3 separate regions of the Mus musculus genome follow, and regions 1 and 2 are each linked to region 3. Evidence: chromatin loops called from intact Hi-C (ENCODE). Cell type or tissue: left cerebral cortex. All regions are shown on one strand.

What was found. Peaks named below come from ENCODE experiments on the same cell type or tissue, not always from the same donor. Only the 100,000 strongest peaks of a DNase experiment are listed, where the experiment ranks them.
Region 1: a loop joins it to region 3, with 2.3 times the contacts of the local background. A loop is called at or near these places in 9 of 42 quality-filtered maps.
Region 2: it touches region 3 in a loop (6-fold over the local background); 9 of 42 quality-filtered maps call a loop at or near these places.

What each region holds. Positions count from the first base shown.
Region 1 is chr12:72,660,535-72,668,534 of GRCm38, forward strand. It overlaps Dhrs7 (dehydrogenase/reductase (SDR family) member 7), which reads right to left and starts at 4,294. Exons shown (of 7, transcript NM_025522.5): 1 at 4,095-4,294. The coding sequence starts at 4,227. In left cerebral cortex, a CTCF peak has its summit at 4,271; DNase peaks (open chromatin) are centred at 3,333, 3,850, 4,300 and 4,596; H3K4me3 peaks cover 1,969 bases; H3K27ac peaks cover 1,263 bases.
Region 2 is chr12:72,760,552-72,768,551 of GRCm38, forward strand. Ppm1a (protein phosphatase 1A, magnesium dependent, alpha isoform) reads left to right here and starts at 660. Exons shown (of 6, transcript NM_008910.3): 1 at 660-1,080. In left cerebral cortex, a CTCF peak has its summit at 4,487 (motif pointing right); DNase peaks (open chromatin) are centred at 525 and 1,399; H3K4me3 peaks cover 2,869 bases; H3K27ac peaks cover 1,673 bases.
Region 3 is chr12:72,082,433-72,090,432 of GRCm38, forward strand. L3hypdh (L-3-hydroxyproline dehydratase (trans-)) reads right to left here and starts at 2,881. Exons shown (of 5, transcript NM_026038.2): 1 at 2,217-2,881. The coding sequence starts at 2,724. Jkamp (JNK1/MAPK8-associated membrane protein) reads left to right here and starts at 3,407. Exons shown (of 7, transcript NM_024205.2): 1 at 3,407-3,751; 2 at 6,883-6,974; 3 at 7,524-7,678. The coding sequence starts at 3,748. In left cerebral cortex, CTCF peaks have their summits at 1,460 (motif pointing left) and 3,583; DNase peaks (open chromatin) are centred at 3,209 and 3,607; H3K4me3 peaks cover 2,697 bases; H3K27ac peaks cover 2,320 bases.

The DNA of each region.
Region 1 (8,000 bases), 580 kb after region 3:
GATGCCTTTGAAAATGCCATATGTTGCTCAATAGTATGATCTAGTATGATCATCTGTTCTGTTGTTGTTGTACTTAGACAGTTGTTGCCTTTGCCTGAAGCATGCACCTCATCCTCCTGCCTCCACACCATAAGTGCCACCCTCCCAGCGGTGTGACCCCTTGTCCCAGCCCTCTTTCTGGATTTAACGTTTTAAATTTCATTACTAGAATGACACATTATCCTAACTGTGTGTGCGCGTGTGCATGGCGGGGTGTGTGTACATGTGCCTTGGTGCGTGCTGGCTGGCAGTCAGGGGGACAACCAGAGAAGCCAGTTCTTTTCTTCCACCTTTTTGGGGCGTGCAGGATGGAGTTCGGGCCATCAGGCTTATACTGCAAGCAGCTTTAACTGCCGGTCTCACAGTTGTGGGTACGCACCAGAGATGACTGCTCGGGCATGGGTTAAAGCCAATAGGAAGTCTTTAATAGCCATCTGGTGTTTGGGATCCCAGTATAGCCCCGGGCCTTTCTTGGGGTGAGCTTTTAAGCACAAAAACTTTTTTTCTTTTTTTTTTTTTTTTTTTTTTTTTTGGTTTTTCGAGACAGGGTTTCTCTGTATAGCCCTGGCTGTCCTGGAACTCACTTTGTAGACCAGGCTGGCCACGAACTCAGAAATCCGCCTGCCTCTGCCTCCCGAGTGTTGGGATTAAAGGCATGCGCCACCACTCCAAGCAACAAGACTATATTCTGGGCTGGCATATTCCAGAAGCTGAACTACAGAAGCTAAGAAGCAAGGCTAGTACATTTAGAGCCTTTCCCGAACTATGGACTTCGATGGATTAGGTCTTTGTTTCGTTTCAGCAGGTGCGGCTGCTTTATGTTCTAAACGGCTTTTCATGGCGTCGGATGTGCTAAGATCTGGGGCCTACTAAATTCTGCGGCTTTGTTACGCTCACCAGACCTCGCATGGTCTCTTGTGGGCTCTAATTTGTCCCGTGACAGAGGGCAATAAGGCTCTCTCGGCTGGCCTTACTTCATTCTTGTCTATGAGCTTAAACAATTCCATATTAAAAACCATCACAGGGCCGGGCGGTGGTGGCGCACGCCTTTAATCCCAGCACTCAGGAGGCAGAGGCAGGTGGATTTCTGAGTTCGAGGCCAGCCTGGACTACAAAGTGAGTTCCAGGACAGCCAGGGCTATACAGAGAAACCCTGTCTCGGAACCCCACCACCACCACCACCACCAAAAAAAAAAAAAAAAAAAAAAAAAAACATCACAGGAACTTTATGGAGTCCGAGTTCTTCAGAACACTGGGGTCTCCAGGAGTGAGGGGGAGAGCTCTCCACACTTGTCTATTAAATGCACCGAGGCATCGACTCTGGCCGCCTCCTCCTCACCGGTGGCCTAATATCTTGCAGAGACTAGAATATCAAAAGGACTCCATAAGTAGTAAGTATCTACTGAATAAACACCAAGAAGCCTAGCTGAAACAAAACACTGTCTGCTGTGTTGTGGTGCACACATTCAGATATGGTCAAGTTTGGTCCCCAGTGCTGAGGACTGAGCCCAAGCTGCAAGCATTACAGACACAGGTACTCTCTATCATCAAACTACCGTCAAAGCCCCAAACATTTTAAAACCCAACTGTTTCTTAGACACTGGAACACATACAACTTGTCCTAGAAATAACCAAACTATGTAAACAAAGCTTTCCTTTCAGGTAAGATGCTTTTGGGGAGAGAGTACAATTGACCAAAGACTTTGAATGAATGAGAGGCTGTGTGCTCAGCTAGCCATTCACAACTGCTTGCTAAAAGCTTGTCTACACATTACCCTACACACCATTCATTTACGCTGTAACTGTTACTAATCAGCCTAAATTAACAGAGTCCAACCTTGTTTACACCAATAAACACCTATTATGTAAAGCCTGAGTGAAAATGGTCTCCAGCGGCTCGTTTTATGCCCACATGATCACAGATCTAACACCTATCTTCCCGTCCTTTAATCTAGCATCCTTTTTTTTTTTTTCTTAGTGTTTCCATAGAATCTGACAACGACTTAAAAAAAAAAAATCAGACTCTGAGAGTTGACAAGAAACCCAGAGTTTAATGCCAGCTTGAGAAATCTCTCCCAAGGCCTTGCACCACTCTCTGCCTCATCCCTCACACGATGTGGAAGCTGCTTCTCTCCAGCGCGAGACAGAGGCCACACCCTCCCTACGTCCTGTCTTCTCTATACCCATGGAAGGAGTTACAGAGACAAAGTTCAGAGCTGAGACGGAAGGAAGGACCATCCAGAGATTGCCCCACACGGGAATCCATCCCATATACAACCACCAAACCCAGACACTACAGCATATGCCAGAAAGATTTTGCTGACAGGACCCTGATATAGCTCTCTCTTGTGAGGCTATGCCAGTGCCTGGCAAATACATAAGTGGATGCTCACAGTCAGCTATTGGATGGAACACAGGGCCCCTAATGAAGGAGCTAGAGAAAGTACTCAAGGAGCTGAAGGGGTCTGCAACCCTATAGGTAGAACAACAATATAAACTAATCAGTACCCCCCCCCCAGAGCTGTGTCTCTAGCTACATAGGTAGCAGAGGATGGCCTAGTTGGCCAGCAATAGGAGGAGAGGCCCTTGGTCTTGCGAAGATCATATGCCCCAGTGCAGGGGAATGCCAGGGCCAGGAAGCAGGAGAGTGGGTGAGTTGGGTGGGGAGCAGGGCGGAGGGAGGGTATAGGGGACTTTGGGGATAGCATTTGAAATGTAAATGAAGAATATATGTAATAAAAAAATTACACCGCAAAAAAAAGACTAAACACACCTACATTTCAGACATAATTAATGTGTTAATAACTTTTATACAGTCACATAATTTATAAACTGAGTTTAACTCAATCTTCCATTTAAATAAATGAGGCCAAACACAAACAACATCCACAGGCTGCTATTGACCGTGAGCTTACAGATACATCCATCTGTCTCAATGGTGCTCAGTGGAGAGTTACAGTTAAAAGATGTATGGGGTATTTAGGATTCTTGCCCTCAACACTGACAGTCTCCGAGTCACAGCCATGCCCTCTCCTGTTTTGCAGCGCTGAATCCACAAGCACACTGTGCAGTTGCATTTGTCAGTACTGCAACTGTTTGAGCCAAGGCAATGCAGCTTCAGAGAAAAGACAGCAAGGATGCCTGCCAACATCTGGGAGGGACATAAAATCCAAGATCCAGCTGTCACCTACTCCTGCCCTGCTGACTTTGAATGCAGTACCTTCTGAGCCACCAGCTACTTCAAAGCATTTTTGTTCGGGTGCTTTGTGTATTTTCCACCACGAACAGTGGAATCCCACTTAGTCCTTTAAGGATCAGAAAAGCCTACCTAGGGAGGCTTTGAGTTTCTCTGTCAATGTCTTTAACTGAAAAACAATACGAAGAGTGCCCATGTCATCAGAATTGTTAACGCCAAAGGTCAGAGGCTGTCTGTGGCCTGCTGAACACACTGCCAACGTGACATAACACCCAGCAGCATCTGTGAACTGATATATCGGAGCATGTGAATCATGTATTAAGTGAACATTAAACACCACGCAAGCTGCAGATCGAAGTGGAGCGGGCGAAACGTGCCTTACTGTACACAGAATGATCTCCCTCCTGGCAAAAAGCCAGCTCAGCGCTTTCTATTGCGAAAATTTTAACCAAGTGAGCAGGTGAGTAAGTGATTCAGGCCAAATTTTCTTTGGGTGCTTCCGGGAAAGTAAAAAGTGCAGGATCAAAGAATGTTCCGGCCTCTTAGAAAGCAAGGGACACACTCTGCTCTCCATGGTGCCTTCCCTGAGAGTGTCCGGGGATCCTACGGAAGAAGTCTGTGTCTTGCAGGCATCAGAGAATTGCAGCGCTCTCTTGGGGTTTGACGTTTTCTATCCTAGTCTGGGTAACAAATCAGGGCCATTTTCGAATTAAGACAAGCGACAGAGTGGGTACTGCCTGTTTAGCCCCTGCCTCTTCCTCCCGGACCCTCAGCCCTTGGTCAAGGCTCAGCTTGGCAACAGCTGGGAGGGACCTCGGCCCTGATCTTCCTTAGAGCCCAGGCTGTAGAGGATGCTCACCTGGGCGTCGCCCTTGCCATTCAGCCCACAACAAGGTCAGGTCCGCATCCGCCCGCAAAAAGCGCAAGAGCTGCACAAGGGGCAGGATCAGCGCGCACAGCGCCAGCAGCCACAACAGCAGCTCCCAGCTCATCGCTGTCCCTTGCCTACCCGACTCTGCCGCAAGCGGAAGACAGTCGGCGCCCGCCCTCTACGCGGCGGGTCACAACCCGGGGCTCCGCCTAGCGAGTCCCCGAAGGTGGGGCTCCATCTGTGTCCCGGGCTGCACCACGGCGTCTCTGCGCGTCCCTACTGCGTGCAAGACTGCCGGGGTGTTGCAATAGAAGGCATGGAATCTTGGGAAACTGCTGTTGGGAGAGCAGTCAACAAGATTTGTGAGGGCATGAAGGAGTCTTTAACAGCTGTTTTTAGGACGACTTTTCAGGGCTTTGGTGGTGCCTTGGCGAGAAACAAAACAAAACTTTGATCACTGCCCGCTCCGACCCCGAGGCCCCATCCCCCGCTCCACGCTGGGAATTGTGCCCAGGTCCTTCTTCGCGCTGGGCAAGCTCCCAAAAGCTGAGCCAAACCCTCACTCACTCTTCCTAATCTGTTTTCCTTTCACTTTAAGCTTGTGGACTGAGATAAGCATACCGAAGTAACTCAGCACTTGAACTGGGTTGCCCTCGTGGACTGGCCGCTTATATTTAGAAAAACATTACAAATGATACTCATATTTGGCCAAAAGTTGGCTATCATGGCCCAGAGTAATCAGAACATAAAACTAACTGGGCTAGAAGGCAACTGTTGCTAAGTTCCAGGAGCTAAAAACACTCAGGTTGGTGTCCTCCTGCCACCGTTTGTAAATGATGCCATTATCATTTGACAGCATTTGAATATGGAAAGGCCTCTGTGCACACTAATTGCTCTGTTCTTTCTTCTGTGTTTGTTAGTATTGTTTTTATAAATTGTCACTTTTTTTTTTCCGAGACAGGGTTTCTCTGTTTCTACTTTGTAGACCAGGCTGGCCTCAAACTCAGAAATCCGCCTGCCTCTGCCTCCCAAGTGCTGGGATTAAAGGTGTGCGCCACCACGCCCAGCTGAATTGTCACTTTTTTCATTGCAGTGAGAAAAGGTTTACAAAGGTCTATATTTTGCATCTTTAGAGTGATCTATGCAGGAAATATTTGAACTAGTGTTAATCAGAAATTGCTGTGGTATAGTTCAAGGTGCATGTCAGTTAGCTAAACTTTTGGACTGCCATTTGGAATAATATTGGTCAAGAATTGCTCTAATTGACGTATCACCTGGGCCATGTGAATTTTATTTTTATTTTGTAGCACATTACTTTTGTAATAAGATGTCTTAAAATACCACACAGAGTCTCATGATGAATCTTATCCCAAATGTTTCCCCTTCTGTAAAAGGACAGGACTGCAGTGGATCTAGTGTTCCGATGGGTCACAACCCCAAGCTGTGGGGATGAGGGATCTGAGACTGGGACATTGGGCTTGGGAGACTGGCAGGAAGCTATGATCTCTTCCTGTCCACCCCTAGGGATTAGACCCGGGTGGGTGCTGAGTGTCGAAGTGCCAAGGCAGAGCTTTAGAGTGTTTTTCCGTACTGGAGCTGGAGAGGTGGCTCTGCTGTTAGAGGCACTTGTTGCTCTTGCAGAGAACCTGGGTTCAATTTCCACACCCACATGGCAGCTCACATCTGTTGGTAACTCTTGTCCCAGGGGATCCATTTCCCATCTCTGACCTCCGAGGGCATCAGGCACTCACATGGTGCACAAACATACTTTCAGACAAAACATTCATGCACACAAACAAAAAAAGCTTTACTAACATGACTTTTTTTGCCTTGTTTTGTTTCATTTCAGGCTCTCACCGCGGAGCACTGCTTGTGCTGGGACTCACTATAGAGACCACCCTGGCTTCAAACTCAGAGAGATCACCTGCCTCAAACTCAGAATGTTTTATGTTAACAAACGGAACACTTAGTTGAACACAATAACTGCACATGTTGGTTTGGAGGAAGCACTCCTAACCAGGATGATTCATAATCATCATATTAAAAAATTCACTTTTAAAACAGTGATCTCTAACTCCTTAAAAAAAAAAAAAAAAAAAAAGATTCACTTTGGGGTCCGAGGAGATGGTTCAGCAACATGACTTGGCCAGACCATGACATCCAAATTTTGTTAAAATGTTAGTCTAGATGCTACTGTGAGGTATTTTAAGATTTATTTAACATTTATATCAGTAGACTTTCAATAAAGCACATACCTACCCCCCATAATGTGGGGAGTTCAATCAGTTGAAGTGTTATGAGAAAACAGCAGAAGGCTAGGAAGATCTTGCTTCCAGACTGCCCTTGGGTTCCAATTACCTCGCCTCTCCCCTGAATTCCAGCTGCCTGTGTGCTAGGGACGTCAGGCCTACTGCACTTGAAAGCCATGTGAACCAATTCTTTACCATCACTCATAAATATGTATGTGTTTTTGTTTCCCTGGAAGACCTTGACTAGTTAAAAAAAAACTACAATAAAACCACATGACAGTTTGGGCATTAGAGAAGGAAAACACAAACCAATGTCAACTTCAGAAATTATTTTTCACTTGAACAATAGCATTATTCAGTAATTCATGTTGGAATCCAGTTATGCCCTCCCCACCTCGTGTGTGTGTGTGTGTGTGTGTGTGTGTGTGTGTGTGCGCGCGTGTGTGTGTGTGTGCGTGCACGCTTAAGTTCAAACCCAGGGCCTCAAAAATTCTAGGCAAGTTCTCTACCACTGAGCCCAGTTATATATTTAGTGAGCCCATTTCAATCATCATTAGATAACATATCTATTATGATATCATAATATATAATATATTATAATATTATAATTTTAATTATAATATTATTTCCTCATTTCTTCTGTTCAGCAGTGAGAAAGAATAGACAACAGGAGGCTTGGACTCCGGGGTCTGTGGTAATGACACTGAACACAGCCAGCACCAGGATTGCATGTCAATTCCAGTGCAGATATCACCACAGAACCTGGGAAGAAAGTGTTGAAGACAAGAAGGACAGGCGAGCAGATGTGGGGACTCTCCTGAGACCTGTGTGCTCATAACAGAGCAGGAACAGGCTGGGTCTCGGGAAGCAGCGGTCCTTAGCTGTGCAGTTGTAGTTTTAACAAACACACTCGGCTGGCCTGGCACTCACTACGGAGACCAGGTTGGCCTCAAAGTTCTGATCCTCTGCATCCTGAGGACTGGATTACAGGTATGTGCCACCATGACCGTCTCAAGCTGGCAGAATTTTAACCACTTAAATGTAAAATCTAAATAACTAAAGGGGCAAAATCCAAGCACTAGCTACATCCACTCGAAACATCATTTCCTCTCTGAACAGGGAAGTTACACAATGATGAGAGACCCACTCACTGCGGCTCTCTCACCTGTTCCCCTTTGAAAGGGTGGCAACAGCTTTCTTCCCTTTTGTGCCACTTCTTCCGGAAATCAGGATTGCACTGTAGAAACAATGTAACTATTGTTCCAGACTCCATAATTCAACGCAAACAGCCTTCTATGTTGGGACAGAAACCTTTCAACAGCAGAGGGGGAGGGGGGAACCTGACACCGTGACATCTTACCGCATGATTCTGACAACACAAACTTAACTAGTATCTACTTAGCAACCACAAAGCCCTGCTCCGTGCCTCTGTCACCTGCCACACAGCACAATAAATACAGAGAACGTTCTTCACACCATGGTCTTGTTGACTCTCCTAGCCCTGCCATAAACACCACTCTGGATTCATTTCAGCTACAAACACTCCATTGCTTTTTTGCTAAACACCTCGAGAGTAGCAAGATCCTTGTTTTCAAGCATTTAAAAAACAAGAGACTTTTGACCCAGCAAGCCTCCTGGGGACATA
Region 2 (8,000 bases), 680 kb after region 3:
TGCAGTTACCTTTTGCTCATCTCTAGCTCTCCGTGAAAGCAGCTGTCACGTTTCTGATTATCCTCTAGATTTTGAAAAACCCTCGGTTCCATTAGCCCCACTGGAGGTCTTTGGAGGTGCCCGTTGAGCCCGAATCACGTGACCCCGTAACGTGCACATAAATACAATTCGGAATCCCTGCAGGGACTCGGGGACAACCCGCGAGAAGCTCTAGCTAGGCACGTGTCCCAAGGCGTGAACGGTTTGCACACGCACGTCTGCGGTATGGCCGCGGCACTCGTGTGCGCCTCGTGGGGTCGAAGGGGCAGGCTGAGTCCCCTGTGCCGGGCGCTAACCGAGACTGCACCTGGAGACCGGCGTCCGTAGGCAGGTGTAAGAGTCGGGTGCGGACGACGACGACAGCCGGGTTTGGAGAGGCCCTCTGCGCCCTAGCGCGAAGGCCGCGCGCCTGGCTCGCACCCAGGACGTCCACGCTCCCTAGGGATCGGCCCGCGGCAGCGACCTGAGGAGCAGCGCAGGGCAGTGACGTCACCGCCGCCCCTCCCCCGCCCAAGCCGCAGTTCCGGCCCTCCCACATCCGGGTCTCTCCAGCCCATGGGCCGCGCCGCAGCTGCAGGGCCGGGGGTGGGGGAAACGGCGGCGCGGGGCGGGGCGGGGCCGGGCGAGGGGCAGCGGTGTCGAGAGCGCGCGTGCGCGGGGCCGCGCTAGAGGCGGCGGCGGTGGCGGCGCTAGGGGCGGGAGCGCGCGCAGGAGCTAGAACGCCGTGGTCTCCGCGCCGGCCGGGTCCGCAGCTCGGGATCGGGTGGCTGGGGCGGGGGGAGGGGGGCCCAGGCAGGTGGGGCGGAAAGCGATGAGTCCTCGGCGCCTCCTCCGCCTCCCGCGGGCCCCGCTCTCTGCCTCCCGCTCCGACGCCCGGATGATCTGAGCCGCGAGGGCTCCGAGAGCCGGGGGCCCGGACCCAGCCCGGCTCCTCCCCTCCTCCGCCCGGGCCCGGCCGCCGTCGCGGGACCCCGTGCCCGGCCGCCGTCGCCACCGCCGCCCCGGCCGACCGAGGGACCCGCCCGCCCGCGGCTGCTCCGGGTAAGCGCGGCGCGAGGGCGAGGAAGAGGGCGAGGGCGGGCGGGCGGAGGGCCTGTGCGGCGGCGGCCAGGCCTGGGGCCTGTAAACAAGCCGGGCGTCTGCCCGGGCGATCCCGGGAGGAGACGCGACAACTCCACCCCCTGGGCGGCCTCCTCCCCGAGCCCGCGCCGGGTGGCGAGGGGTTAACACGCGGCGGGGGCGGAGGCGGGGTGTGTGCGGCGGCTGGGAGGGGGCGCGACCCTCGGCCGGGCGGGGCGGACACTGGCGGCCGCGGAACTTTCGGGGAGCCTGCAGCGGGGTCTCCCCTTGAAGCAGATCAGCCCGTGAGTTCACTGGATTTGGAGACTCACCCGCTGGGTTGAAAGTGAGGCCCCCAACTCAGTAGTGATGCCTCCATTTCATTCATTATTCCGGCTTGGAGCAAACCCATTGAAGTAAACTACAGGTTTTGCATCATTTTGGCCTGATATATTGGAGGAAAGTTCTTTATGTTAGAGTTTAGTTTAGGCTTGGCTCCCTTCTGCTTGTAGGTTGTAAACACACTCGGATCCCCTTCTTGAAAGACAGCTGGCTGTGGAGAGCCTTCTGCCAACTGGAGTTTTAGATCTTTTGCAAATTTCATCATCCAAAGTGTTTTTCTCTTTTCTCAAACACTACACGATACTTAGAAATCCACAAAGGTCAGAGTCTAAGCAATCTACGATGCCGCCCCCACCCCAAGTTTCCTGATAGTTGGAATAATGCTCCTGGTATATTTTTAACCGCGCGGTTAGAGTATAAGGAGATTGGCATTGTTTGAGAAGAATAAATGATTTTGACGTTACGAAAATGAGTAGTTTTCCACGGTTCAGAGAAAAAAACAAAAACAATCTTTTTAAACCCTGGCTTTCAGATTTCAAACATGACTACTACTGGATGGAGGAGAAGCCTGCTGAAGAATCATAGAACTTAAATGATTGTTTTCTGGGCCTTAGGATTTTAGGGTTTCTGAGGGCTCACTACATAGTGCTTGGTTCTCACCTCCCTTTAACCTTTTCTGTATTCTGGGCCTTTGCCAAAGATTATTTCTGTAGTTACAGATGAGGAAACTAAGGACCAGAAAGATAGTGAGCACACACCCACATACTTATCTTCAATACCGCCTTTATTGCCTTAATGTCTGCTTGACTGTTTAATAATTTGAAGCACAAAGCAGATCATCTTCCCAGTGCTACAGTTCTGGGCTGCATTTTTGTGTGTGTGTGTGTTTGTTTGTTTTGCATTGCTGGGGATAGATTTAGCTCGGGGCCTCTTGAATGGTGCAAGACCAAGTTCTCCTCACTTGTCTTGTATATACCTGATTGAACAGTCAGCTATGTTGGGATGACTGCTTTTAACCTAGAAGCTTACAGCAGTAATACCTTGAAATTATAATGAACTATATGTGCAAGTTTCTTCAAACATTTGTATTAATACTAAACACTTTTACATCTGGGGAGTAATTATGTTGGTGGTATCAAATATTAAGATGGATAATGTTTTATATTAGTTGTAATACATGTTTGAAAAATAGTAAAATTGGCCACTGGAAGCATCAAGTTGCTTCTTGCAGGGTTTGTGTCCCTATTTTTCACATGGAATGAATGACTACATTTCAGTATGAAGGGCTGTAGTGACCAGCCATAATTATAGTATAACCTGTTGTAAGGAATGGTGCTCTGCCAGAAATGTGCTCGAAAATATCTGTGCCCAGGGACAAGGCATTTGACCCTTTGAGCTTTGGAATCAGTAATGCCAAGGGGTAGATTACATCATCACATGTATATTTATTATTATTCTTTTGCCATTCTGTGACTGTTGAACATACCTTTAACAACTACATACCTGATAGACCTGCTACTTAGATGTTTTACCATTTTGAAGTTGTTTTTCTTTCTGGGCTCTGTTCTATTGAGTTTGTGGCCCGGCTTTAGGGAACCTTCCTGTAGTGGCCTTCACTGATCTTTCTTTCTCTTGCCATTGGGAAGCCTAGAAGATGTCCTGGGACATCTTTGGGGACAGCATGCACCTGAGACAGCATGTTTGAAGAAGCTGGGGTCCTCAGTGGTTGGATATGATGAGCATTATAAGAATACATTGTGAGCTTCTTTGTGTCTATGTGTCCGTGTGTCTGTGTATTTTGGTTCAAGCCAAGTGTTGTTGATCTTGTCTTAACTTAAACTTTTGTTTGGAAATTCACCTAATATCTAGTTGTCATCTTCCCCACCCCCCTACCAAAATGTATAGCATCCTCTTTTGTTGCCTTGTAAATATTGCTAAGTGCTTACTAAATGTCTGCATCTTTCTAATTTTTTCAAACCTCACCTTGGCTGTTTACTTTATGGCCAGTAGAATGTATTGCTGTTCTTAGTCTATACTGATACAAAAATAATTCTGATATATATTTGATGTTCCTTTCAAACAATCATCTATTGTCTGAGTAGTACCCGTGAGTGCTTTTCATCTTTAATCAAATTAAAAGACAGTTTAAAAAAAAAAAAACCGGGCTCAAGGGGAGTTGACACAGTTAAACTAAGCCTTGGCCCTGTGACATATGCAGGATGGCCCTCAGGAGAGCAGAAGCACAAATGTGCGGCTGTTAGATTTCCTGTATTGTTGTCATGCTTGCCCTGTCTTCAGGTAACACAAATACTTATCAATTCAGTGGCCTCATGGGTTACTTTGTTGTTTTTAGCAAGAATGTATGTATTTTTTGGCATGTTATAAACCATTCTCATTTAAGAAGCTTGGATTAATGTATAAAGAAAGGCTGACTATATTCTTTATTTTTTCTTTCTTCATGCTTTCTAATGTTTCATGTTCTGCATATTATATGACATCTAAAATTATTCATTTATCTATTTATTTATTTTGAGTTTTTTCGAGACAGGGTTTCTCTGTGTAGCCTGGAACTCACTTTGTAGACCAGGCTGGCCTCAAACTCAGAAAACCACCTGCCTCTGCCTCCTGAGTGCTGGGATTAAAGGTGTGCGCCACCATGCCCAGCTCTATTTATTTTTTGGGACAGGGTCTTACTACATAGCCTTGGCTGGCTTAGGATTCGCTATGTAGACAGGCTGGCCTTAAGCTCACAGAGATCCATCTTGTCTTGATGCTTGTCTCCCAGTACTGGGATCGAAGGCACATGCCACCACACTCAGCTATAAGTAACACCTTTTTGCTTCATTATGTGTTTACAGAATGAATGAATGAATGAATGAATGAATAAAAAAATATATATAATGATTGTAATCTTTATATTGCCTGTCTGAATACTACCAAGGCAAGAAGAGCCAGAGAAAGTATTGAGTGTGATAAGCTCTATCTACCTTTACATAAACATTTTTTTTATGTATACAAGCATACTGTAGCTGTCCTCAGACACACCAGAAGAGGGCATCAGATCCCATTACAGATGGCTGTGGTTGCTGGGAATTGAACTCTTGACCCACAAGAGCGAGCAGTTAACTGCTGAACTCTCTCTCCAGCTCATGACTTGACAAATGTTACAAGAAACTAAGAAGTGCAAATTTATATATGTTGAAAAACCTGGCTACGAACATTTGTTGTTTTTTTTTTTTCTTTTTTCTTTTTCTTTTTTTTTTTCAGTAAAGAACTGAGATTTGATTTCCAGCATATTATGGCTCATAACCATCAGTTCTAGTTCCAGGAAATCTGATGCCTTCTGATCTCCGCAAGCTGTGGTAATATAGGCACACATGTAGGCAAATACATACATACATATAAAACACAAGCTGTGGTATGTAGACACACATGTAGGCAAATACATAGATACATACATACATACATACATACATACAAAATAAAAAGGTAAATTGGACTGTAGATACTGTGTTCTTAATATCAATATTTTTTTTAAGGTTTCACTTTGTTTTTTATTTTAAGATTTATTTATTATACACTGTATAATTTATTGTATACTGTAGCTGTCTTCAGACACTCCAGAGGAGAGCGCCAGATCTTGTTACGGATGGTTGTGAGCCGCCATGTGGTTGCTGGGATTTGAACTCAGGACCTTCAGAAGAGCAGAAGCGCTCTTAACCCCTAAGCCAACTCTCCAGCCCAATATCAATATTTTAAGCACTGAGTGAGTGATAAGGAAGGAACTCCAGTTTTCATAATCATTAATTTTTTTATTTGCAACCCATTGATTTAAGTGTATTTGTTATTAATATTTAGGATCTGAATTAAAATTCATTAGTTTTTGTGGCAGGTAATAATTTGAAAATCATGACACATTATTTTATTTATCTTCAGGATAAAAAAGGGAAGTAATAAATTATTACGTACACCGCAATGGTGGTGCATTCCTTTACAGGCAGATCTCTGTTAGTTCAAGGCCATCCTCATCTACAGAGTTCCAGGACAGACAAGGCTACACAGAGAAACCTTGTCTCGAAAAAGACAAAAGGCCCCTATCCTTTATTGACTCTGTATTTGTGTAAAGCTTTCATTTTTTCACAACAGCCTTCTGAAATAGGTGATGATCCTTTCTCTGACAATTAGTTTTCCACCTCTCGCTTCAATCAACCTAGAGTTAAACTTTTTAAAAATTGCCTATGTTTCTAAACATTTATAGACTTTCTTGTATTTATTCTCTAAACCATATAGTTTAATTTACACAGTATTTCTATTATATTTGATATTAAAGTGATCTAAAGGTGATTTGAAGTGTGCAGTGGGTGAGATAGGTTACGTACAGCAGCTACACTATTTTAAATGAGAGACATGTGGAATCATACACAAATCCCTTGTTAGCAGCCATTGGATAGCTATATATGGGCTTAGTGAACCTAAATGACATTGCAGAATCATGTCAATAGATTTAAAAATAGTCTTTAAAAGGTCCTGAGTGGATTGTTTCAATTAAAAGAGCCTTGTTCCTGGAACCAGAATTTTAAAAGCTCACTGTTAGGGTTTCTGAAATGTAGCGTTCTGCCGTCGAAATGCATGCCTGTAAGTGTACACAGTTGTCTTCATCTGCAAGAATCTGTAGAGGTTCTGCCTCCCAGCCCCATGCTCCTAAAAATAAGACCCAGACTCAAAATATATTTACAGGTATCTTGGCCATATAGCTAGGTTCTACTCAGGCTAGATCATAACTAAAATACCCATTTATTTAATCTACCTTCTGTTATGTGGCTGCTTACCTGTGCTCAGGTACCATGCCTTCCATCTCTTCACAGCTTCTCAGGTCAATCTCAAGCACCTGGATCTATCCCAGAATTCTTTCTGTCTCCCAGATGTCCCACCTGCCTGCCTAAGCTATAAGGTCATAGGTTTTTTTAACTGACAGGTGATGCATCCATACAGTATACAAGGTTTTCCTTGTGTATTGAAGGGATATACAAGAATCCCTTCAGAAAGGATTATGATGATGCTTTTCCCCCCATTTCTAGGGCTTTAGAAGTTAAATCAAAAAAATTTGCCTTGGCTCACCACCTTTGAGATTGAGGTGTAGAGCTTATATTCATAAATGGTTGAGGGCCTTAGTGTAGAACCTGAGGACCTGAGTAGATGAGACCAATGCAGCCTCAGAGGAGGATCCATAAAGAAGTATAACACAACTATCCCTCAAAAGCTAGAGCTCAGCCCCCGCTTTCCTACATACAGGAGGTAGTCTTGGCTAATTTACTTGATTTCTCAGTTTTCCTTACCTGTCACATGGAAATGTCTCTTATGTGAGTGTCTTAAAGATTTGGTAGAAAAATTATATCAAGACATGTATTGGGCATGGTGGCCCACACAGCATGTGATGTGATCTCTTGAGTTTCATGCCAACCTGGTCTATATAGGGAGCTCAAGGCCTGCCAAGGCTACATACTTAGCAAGACCTTGTCTCAAAAAGAGGGGTGGGCCACTTGACATTTTCCATCAAAAGGAAAGTACCAAATAAATGGTAGCTATTGTTACTAAGTTTATGGGATCTTAAGATACTTGGGGGTTTGGGGTATGCTGGAGAGATGGCTCAGAGATTAAAAGCACTGACAGCTCTTCCAAAGGTCCTGAGTTCAATTCCCAGCAATCACATAGTGGGTCACAACCATCTGTAATGGGAACCAATGCCCTTTTCTGGTGTGTCTGAAGACAGCTACAGTGTATTCATATACATAAGATAAAATTAAAAAAAAACTACTTGGGGGAAATACTGACCAATAGTGAGTAAAAAATTGAGAACAGGTAAAGACTTGGTATATAAAGTTTGCATATGCACAGAATGAAAGTCAATCAAGACAAAGATTAAGTATGAGCATTTACTTGGCTTTCTGGAGTTGGAAGGGTCACGCCTCGGTTTGGAGTTGGTGATTAAGCAATAGTAGGTGGTAAACTTGGTGATAAAGAAGAGCAGTAATAGAGCAAAGGTGAGACGGGCCAGTAAGTAGGGAAGAGTTGACCTGGTATTTCGTAGAGCTAAATTTCATGGTTAGAAAAGAAGAATAAAGAAACCACATTATTCTACTGTTTTTACAAACTTGCCTTTGTAATGGATATTACGTTTCGTGCTTGTTCTGGGTTGTTGAAGGCTTACTACCTCTATCTACAGAGAGCAGTTCCAGTGCTCTACATGGAACTCTCCCATCCTGCACCCTGGAATTGGCCATAGTTCCCTCCCTTTAAATCAAAGCTCATTTTCAGTGGCATACCTGCATTTTTATGATTTGAAATCATGTATTTTACTTCTAGGCATGTATGCTAATTATGCTTAATTCTGAAAGAGGAAGTACAACAACTACTTCCTGAGGCCTACCACAGTGCTTATGGATAGTGGACACGAAGGTATTTGGTAAGGATAAGCACACTGTACCTGGCAGTGGGCATTAACTGCTGTGGGATAGCGGACATTTGTGTAAGTGTGAGGTTATACACATCTGAAATGGAGC
Region 3 (8,000 bases):
TCCTAAGAAGAGGCTTGTCGGAGTGTGCACTGATAGAGGCCTGCTTCCGGATCTTGCCTCCACCCCAACTCCACCCCCATGCCCTCCTCCTCTGCCCCGCGCTGGGAACCGCTGGGATTCAGCCGCCCTTGGCCAGGAAGGGGCCTCTGGTCATACCAGACAAGTCGCACGGGATCGGGTTTGCCTAGCAGAAATGCACAGGACCCAGCACCACCCTTCCTGCCACGCGCAGGACGAACTCCCGCTGCTGCCACTCCCGGGGCTCGAAGGAAGAAACTCGTGGACTCCCTTTAATCTACTGCTCAAGTTGCTTAGGGAGAAACTAGGTATCCAGCTGGTTAAATGGCTGGTCTTGAAAAACCAATAATAATGATAATAATTCTAACCCTGATTATCATTATTATTAAACCATAAATCATTTTTTCCCAAGTGCCATACTCTCATAGGGCATCAAATTCCTCCAAGGCCCGCCTCATCACAGGTGTTCCCTCTACTGGGGCCACCCTAAGCCTGTTCAGCTACAGTGTCATTTATGCCCAGACTGATCCAGAGTCTAATTATTCAAGGAGGATCAGGGTCAGATTTTCTAAGAATGCTTTGCATAGCTTGAAGTCTTGGGAGAAAAGCAGTGGTAACCTTATTCCTAGATTGGTTAAAGTAGCTCCCAGTTCACTTCCAGGCAAACATTAAACATTTCCATGGACAGAACTCAAGCCGGCAAGTGTGTCTGACCTGCCAGTGTGGCAAGTTCCATGCTGGAGAGCTATGAAACTCAGAGACTATAAAAAAATGAATGATTAAAAGATGTACTTTTTTTTTTTTTTTTTTTTTCCGAGACAGGGTTTCTCTTTATAGCCCTGGCTGTCCTAAAACTCAATTTGTAGACCAGGCTGTCCTCGAACTCAGAAATCCGCCTGCCTCTGCCTCCCGAGTAAAGGGATTAAAGGCGTGCAACACCCACCCCCCCCCACCCCCCCACCCCCCCGTCGTAAGTGTACATTTTTTATGGAGGGCACATTCATAGCTATCCTGGGCAAATGGACCCTGCAAGTTGCATGCTGGGTACTCTTGCTACAGGGACACCTGGGATGAGAGATAAAACAGCTGCCAGTTGATTCCTAAGAGGGATGCTCCTCTTTGTAAATGTCCCGATTATGCAGATTATCTGCTTAGTCTATACCATAGAACCCAGAAACCCCGTCCATGTTTCTGTATCTCCAGGAAACAATCCTACATATCTTGAAGTCTCTGTTTCTTGACGAATATTTTTTTTTCAGATATTTAAAAAATTCTGGGCTGGTGAGATGGCTCAGTGGGTAAGAGCACCCGACTGCTCTTCCAAAGGTCCGGAATTCAAATCCCAGCAACCACATGGTGGCTCACAACCATCTCTAACAAGATCTGACGCCCTCTTCTGGAGTGTCTGAAGACAGCTACAGTGTACTTACATATAATAAATAAATAAATCTTTAAAAAAAAAATCTACCAGTACTCAAGAAGTGGGCCAGCCTAGTCAACGTAGAAATTCCAGGGTTCCATTCCAGCCAGGGCTACACAGTGACCCCCTGTCTCAAAACAATAAAACAATGAACACTCATTAATTTAAGAAAAAAAAATTTTAACAATGTTTCATACCCTCATTACTAACCACAAAAACCTCTGAGATAAAATGAAGGTACAGACTCAGTCAAGGAGTCTGTGAACTTTGCCTAAGGTTGGATGGCTTTTGAGGGGTTGTGAACTTGTGTGTCCAGCCAAGGACTTTGTTTCTCAACAAGGACAGCAATAGCTTTGCTTACAAATTTAGTGCCTTTCAGAGTCATTTAGTTCTTACCAAGCATATTCTAAGCTATGCTCGAACTCTGGTACACACACTGTCCTTTGGTCCTTAACTTCAGTCTACTGTGAAGCGGCTATGAATCCTGACAAGCAAGGAATGAGGATCTTAAAAAAAGGAAGCGCACAATTCATCCGCATTCCACTCTAAGCTCCCCCCAGGCCTTGTGAGCATGGATCCGCTCAGCAGGACAGCAGAATTGCATCCACCAAACCTGTAAGGCAAAGACACTGAAGCGTGTTTGCAGTAATTTGGAATTACCTTTTTATTAATCGCAAGGGCAGGCAGGGTGGGTTAGTTGCGCAGATATATTCAGCCACAGAGCAGTGGTTAGATTCGCGGATTGTCTCAACCGGGTCTAGTGAGTCTCACCCTTTACCTGAGGCCAGGACAAAGGCTGGGACGCTGTGGAAGCGCACAGGGCCGCAACTGCGGCCACCTTCACACTCTACGAAGGCGGTCACCAGACCACACGGGCAGTGGATGTTGACCTGAGCCTCCCGGGCGCCTTTTGGGGGAGCGGGCACCAGTCCAAAGTCGAGCGCGAAGCGGCCCAGCGCTAGCACCGCGTGACCGCACATGGAGCTGTAGCCTTCGTTGTGCAAGAACAGGACGCCTAGGTGTGCGTCTGGCAGCTCACTGGGCACCAGGATGGCCCCGTACATGTCCCGGTGGCCGCGGGGCTCGAACACGAGCCGCCGCCGGATGTAGTCGAGGTGTTGACGCATGTAGCGACGCTTGGCCAGCAACGTGGGCCCTGCCACCTCCGGACACCCGGCGTGCACGATGCGCAGAGGCTCGCCGCCTGTGTGCATGTCCACCACCGACAGTGCTGGCGTCCTCGGGTCGTTTGGGGGCAGCCGGGTCACTGCCAGCGCCGCCTCCATTGTCTGCGTCCAGGGACTGCCGCACAGCGCGGTGGTGCTCTCTCCAAGCAGGGAGAAAGCGCCAAACCCAACGGGAGAACGCGCAGAACCGGTGGCAATCTCAGGGCCAAGCCGGCGAGCAGAGATCACCCAGCGACCAGCGTCCGGAATCTTAGACTGGGCGCGCCCGAGCTAGCAGGATTCAGAGTTAGACTCCCAACAGGGGCGAGCCTGGGCGACAGGACAGGGAGCGTGGGCAGGGATTAGAAAACTAGACCCCCCAAATGGGGGCGTGGCTCCAGAGGTTTGAACACACGGAGGGGGCGGGGCTTCGGAACTTGCTCCAGCAGCGGGGCGGGGCTCGGAGGCTGGACTGCTCGGCGGGGGCGGGGCCTCGGAGACTAGACACGCGGCAGGGGCAGGGCCTAGAAAAGGAGCCAATAAAATAGGGGCGGGGCTCCAGAGACTACTCTGCGGAGGCGGTGCCTAGAAAACTAGCCCGCACGATGGGGGCGGTCCTCGGAGACCTCAATGCAGGGTAGGAGCGAGGCCTCGGCGACTTGAATGCACGGGGTGGGCGGAGCTACGAGCTTCGTCTAGGAAACGGGGGCGGGACCTCAGGGCCCCTTCAAAGAGACACTGGAGGCGGTGGAGACCAGTTCAAGTTGGAGGCAGGGCGGGGACGAGACCTGAGTCTGGACCCGGAAAAGGTGGAGCCTCTGAGCTCAAACCCGGAAGCGAGAGAGAGAGAGAGAGAGAGAGAGAGAGAGAGAGAGAGAGAGAGAGAGGCTTCCAAGCCTAGATTAGGAAACTAGGTTTCTGGGAATCCTAGGCCTGGAAGTCCGCCGCGTGCACCCCCGACACCCCTAGCGGGGGAAGCGGTGGTGGGGCGGGACTCGGAGCCGAATGTAGCAGGGGCGGGGTTCCAGCGTGCTTGCCAGGCTAGCGGGAGGCGGAGCGGCTGAGAGCGCTGTGGCCCGGATGTTCGGGCGCTGCGTTCGGACCCGCTGATCCCCGGCTTCTCAGGGGAACCTAGTGTGGCCAATGGGTAAGTGGTCGATTAGGCTGCGGGCGTGTCTCTGTCCTTTTTTCCTATTGCTTTTCCTCGCATTGTCTTGGGCTCGCCATCGGGCCGACAGCTCTGCTGCAGCGAGCAGCCTGGCCCTTGGCTGCGCTGAGCCCAGGCACTGACTTCTCCCGGGGTTGGGATGGTCTGCTCCAGAATGGCTGGAGAAGAGCGCTTGTGCAGAATTAAAGGCTGAGTCTTTGTTGTGCTCTTCCTGTGTCCCTTCCTTCAGTCCCTTTGTTCTTGTCCAGGAAAGCATTCCTGGTGGTTGACTTCAGAATTAGAAGCAGAGTTAGAACAGGACAAGGAAGCAGAACCTAATTGCCACGAGACTTGCTTTTTCAACCTCAAATGTAATAGTTGTTTTTCAAGACAGGGTTTGTCCTTGTAGCCTTAGTCGACCTGGAACTTGCTCTGTAGACCAGGCTAACCTCGAACGCAGAGTTCCACCTGCCTCCGCCTCCATAGTGCTGGGTTGAAAGGCGTGCACTATTACACTGGACATCAAATGTAAATACATTAAGCCCTTCACAAAGGGTCTTAGACTGCTGCAGAAAAAAACAAGGACAACATTTTAGCTATAGCTCACCAATGGCTATGAAAGGTTGTACAGATTCTTCTCGTTAGGTAAATGAGCTTTGGTTTGTTGGCCTTGGTTTTGAGATCTTTTAGACGCAAAGCCCATGGAGAAGGGACTTCCTTCTCATTACAGTTCAGTTGTGTTTAAAAAAGGTGTTAAGGATTGGCTGGAGAGATGGCTCAGTGATTAAGAGCACTTGCTGCTTTTCGTGGGGTTTGATCCCCAGAACCTCCACAGCGGCTCAGGACCCTTAGTAACTGCAGTTCAGTGGCTCCTATATCCCTTTCTGACTTTCTCCTCTTTTGGCCTCTGCGGGAACTTGGCTGGTACATGGTGCACAGACATAAATGCAGGCAAAACACAAATACACATGAAAACACAATACTATAATAATAAAAGTTTGTTTTTAAGATTATAAAATAAAGAAGAATTTTTTTAAAAAAAAGATGTCAGATACTTGGTAAAGTGAAAATATCAAACATGAGACATTTCAGACTTTTTTCTGTTTTCCCTCGGCAACATAAGTCCCCCCAAAAAACAACAACAACAACAACAAAAAAAACAAAAACAAAAAACAAAACTGTTCTCCAGGAATTTGAAAGGAGAAAGGGCCTTGTAACCAGAGTCTCCACATGAAAAGTTTGAGGAAATTATTGTTCAGCAATAATAACACGTGTAAATTCACACGTAGGCCAGCATTGTTTTGGATTCATTTCATAGCAAATGGCAGATTCTTACAGAAGCCAGCCTCACTGCCATCGTCCTCTGAGTACCTTTGTGGCTTTGAGCAGCACTTTCCATAATTGGTGTAGAGGATCAGGTGTCACTGATACAGAGGAGTAATTTCTCTTCGATGAAGTCTTAGATAATTTGGAGATCCTCGGGTTTTTGTCTTAAAAGAGCTGTTTTTAATTCCCCTCATCCCTTTAAGAAATTGATTGCAAGAAATTGATTGTTCTCAAGTAATTGCTCAGAAGCTCAGTGCCAGCACTGATGGGATCTACCCTTGTCAAAAATCATAAAAACTGGGCTAATGCTTTGATATGGAGGTGAATTGATTTGTTTTAAAGACCTACCTTCTGCTCTGAAGTTCTCTTTTCAGAATGTGGACAATTCAGCATTTCTGTTATGAATAAAAAATGAGTCTGTGTGCCCAGTGTCTCTATTTGGCCAAATGAAGAATAGTGACTGTAGCTGGTCTTTGTAGTTTTACCACTCCTTATCAATAGATAGGAGAGAAAGATGCACAGGTGGGGGGGGGGGGGTGTTTAGATAATAAAGATCTCTGAATCTAATTTTTTTCTTGCTTCTTCTTTGCTTGTAGCTGGCCTTTGCTGCTTTGCAGATTCTTTTTCCCCCGACATACACTCTCTGGTCCTCCTTTCTCCCAGTTTCATCCCCTGTCACCAGATAGGAGAGAAGGAAGGATGGGGGAGGGGAATAGAGCTCCTTGAATTTCTTCTTGTTTCTTCTTTGAACATAGCCACTGACTGCACCCAAACCTCCTCAACGACCAACCACCCCTACCCTGCCTCTCAGAGCCCTACCATTACTCTCTGAAGAGTTTCCAGAATTCTAAACGTCACACAACTGCAGGAACCTTCTGCTAGAGCCCGAGGCGAATCACAGTCAGCTGCTGTGAAGCAGCCTCATATCCCATCCCCATGCCTGAGACTAAAATGAAAGCATAGTATTTTGAATTCTCACTACAAGTGGCTTTCTATCCGAGATTTTTCTTTTCTTTTCTTTCTTTTTTTTTTAAGTTTTATTTATTTATTTTATGTATGTGAGTACACTGTCTCTGTCTTCAGACACACCAGAAGAGGGCATCAGATCTCATTAAGGATGGTTGTGACCCACCATGTGGTTGCTGGGATTTGAACTCAGGACCTTCGGAAGAGCAGTCTGTGCTCTTAACCGCTGAGCCATCTTTCCAGCCCCCGTGATTTCTTTTAATTAAAATTTTAAGTTGTGTGCTTGTGTATGGTGTATGATAGGCATGGGGCTGGGGGTGTGCCTGCTACAGCCCACACATGGAGGTCAGGAGACAGCTCTCTGGAGTCCTCTTTACCATGGGCTCTAGAAGTCAAGACTCCTGAGTTAGTCAGGCGTGCTCATCAAGCGCTTTTACCAGAGCTACCTCTCTGGCCCCTATCAGGGATTTCAATAATAATAATAATAATAATAATAATAATAATAATAATAATAATAATAGTTCTTATGACCTTATAACCAATGAAACTCTAAACTCCAATCATAGGGACTGGCTTCCTAGAGCCATTGGGAAGATTCAGGGTTAGGTGTCTGGGGCTAGAACCTGCTGTGCTGGTTAGAATAGGAGACTCCAGAAGAGCAGCAAGATGCAAGTATAACTTTCTGTGCTGTCACAGTGTGACAGTGTGTCGAGACTTGTCTGTTATGTAATTTTAAAGTGAGGTTGAGATAGTTGTTGTCAGTTACTTCAGCTATTCTCAGGCTACTCTTGTTTATAATCACAAAAGATGTTACTATACTGGCATTTGTTTTTAAAAAGCTGTCGATATTCAACCAGCATGCCTTGGACTCTACTGTGGGAAGACCCTATTATTTAAAAATGGCTCAAGTGAAATCTATGGAGAATGTGGGGTAAGTCCTATGTTGATATTATTTCATTGTAAGATTTGTTTGTTCTGGAAACGTTGTACATGTAGATTTTTTTTTTGTTAAATATATTCATGAATGTATAAGAATATGGTATTAATAAAAACCTTGTTTATATTGGCATGGTGATAACTATATTAAACCTTTCTTGACAGTCACAGATATTAAAAGATACTTTATAATGTCTAAGTACTGTCTAATAATTTAGCAAAGTGTTTTGCATAGTGAATTAACATGCCAACTCCAGAATACTTCTGCAGTAGTCTTTGTATGATGTTACTAACAAGGTTTTTCACTGAATATTAGCTAGCTATTTTAGCAACTAAATGAAAAGACTCTTCATTAGCATTTTATAGATAGCACAGGTCATGTGGATTTCTTGAAGTGGCTTCTCTTTGAGATTTCTTCTTATTCTGCTTATAGGCTTGGTTTTCTTTGTTAATTTTCAAAAGCTACACATACATACTAAGATGTTTAAAATACAGTGGAATCCCTTATAGAATGATCCTAAAACAGTATTTATACCTGTTGTAGGTATGCCCAAGAGGACAGAGGACCAATGCACAGAAGTACTGTCAGCCTTGCACAGAGTCCCCAGAACTTTACGACTGGCTCTATCTGGGCTTTATGGCTATGCTTCCTCTTGTTCTGCATTGGTTCTTCATTGAATGGTACTCGGGGAAAAAGAGGTGAGCATGTGTGATCGTATCTGCGTAGACTAGTGCTGGGGGAAGGACTACTTATTGTCATGTCAAGTCACAGTCTTCTGCTGACTGCCACCCTCAGCCTGTTTCGAAGGGGACAACTTTCTCTTTTTCTTTTTCTTTCTGTTTCTTCCCTGTAATAAGAAAACAGTAGTAGGGCAGATCTTAGTGCGTGTTAGTGATGTTCTCCTTAATGTTTCTCTCAGGGCTCTTGAAAGAACATTATTTCTCAATGATAATACGGAGTTTCTGCAAAAGTTGGGTATAGTCACAGGCTATTACTGTTTTAGAACAAATACTTTATAAC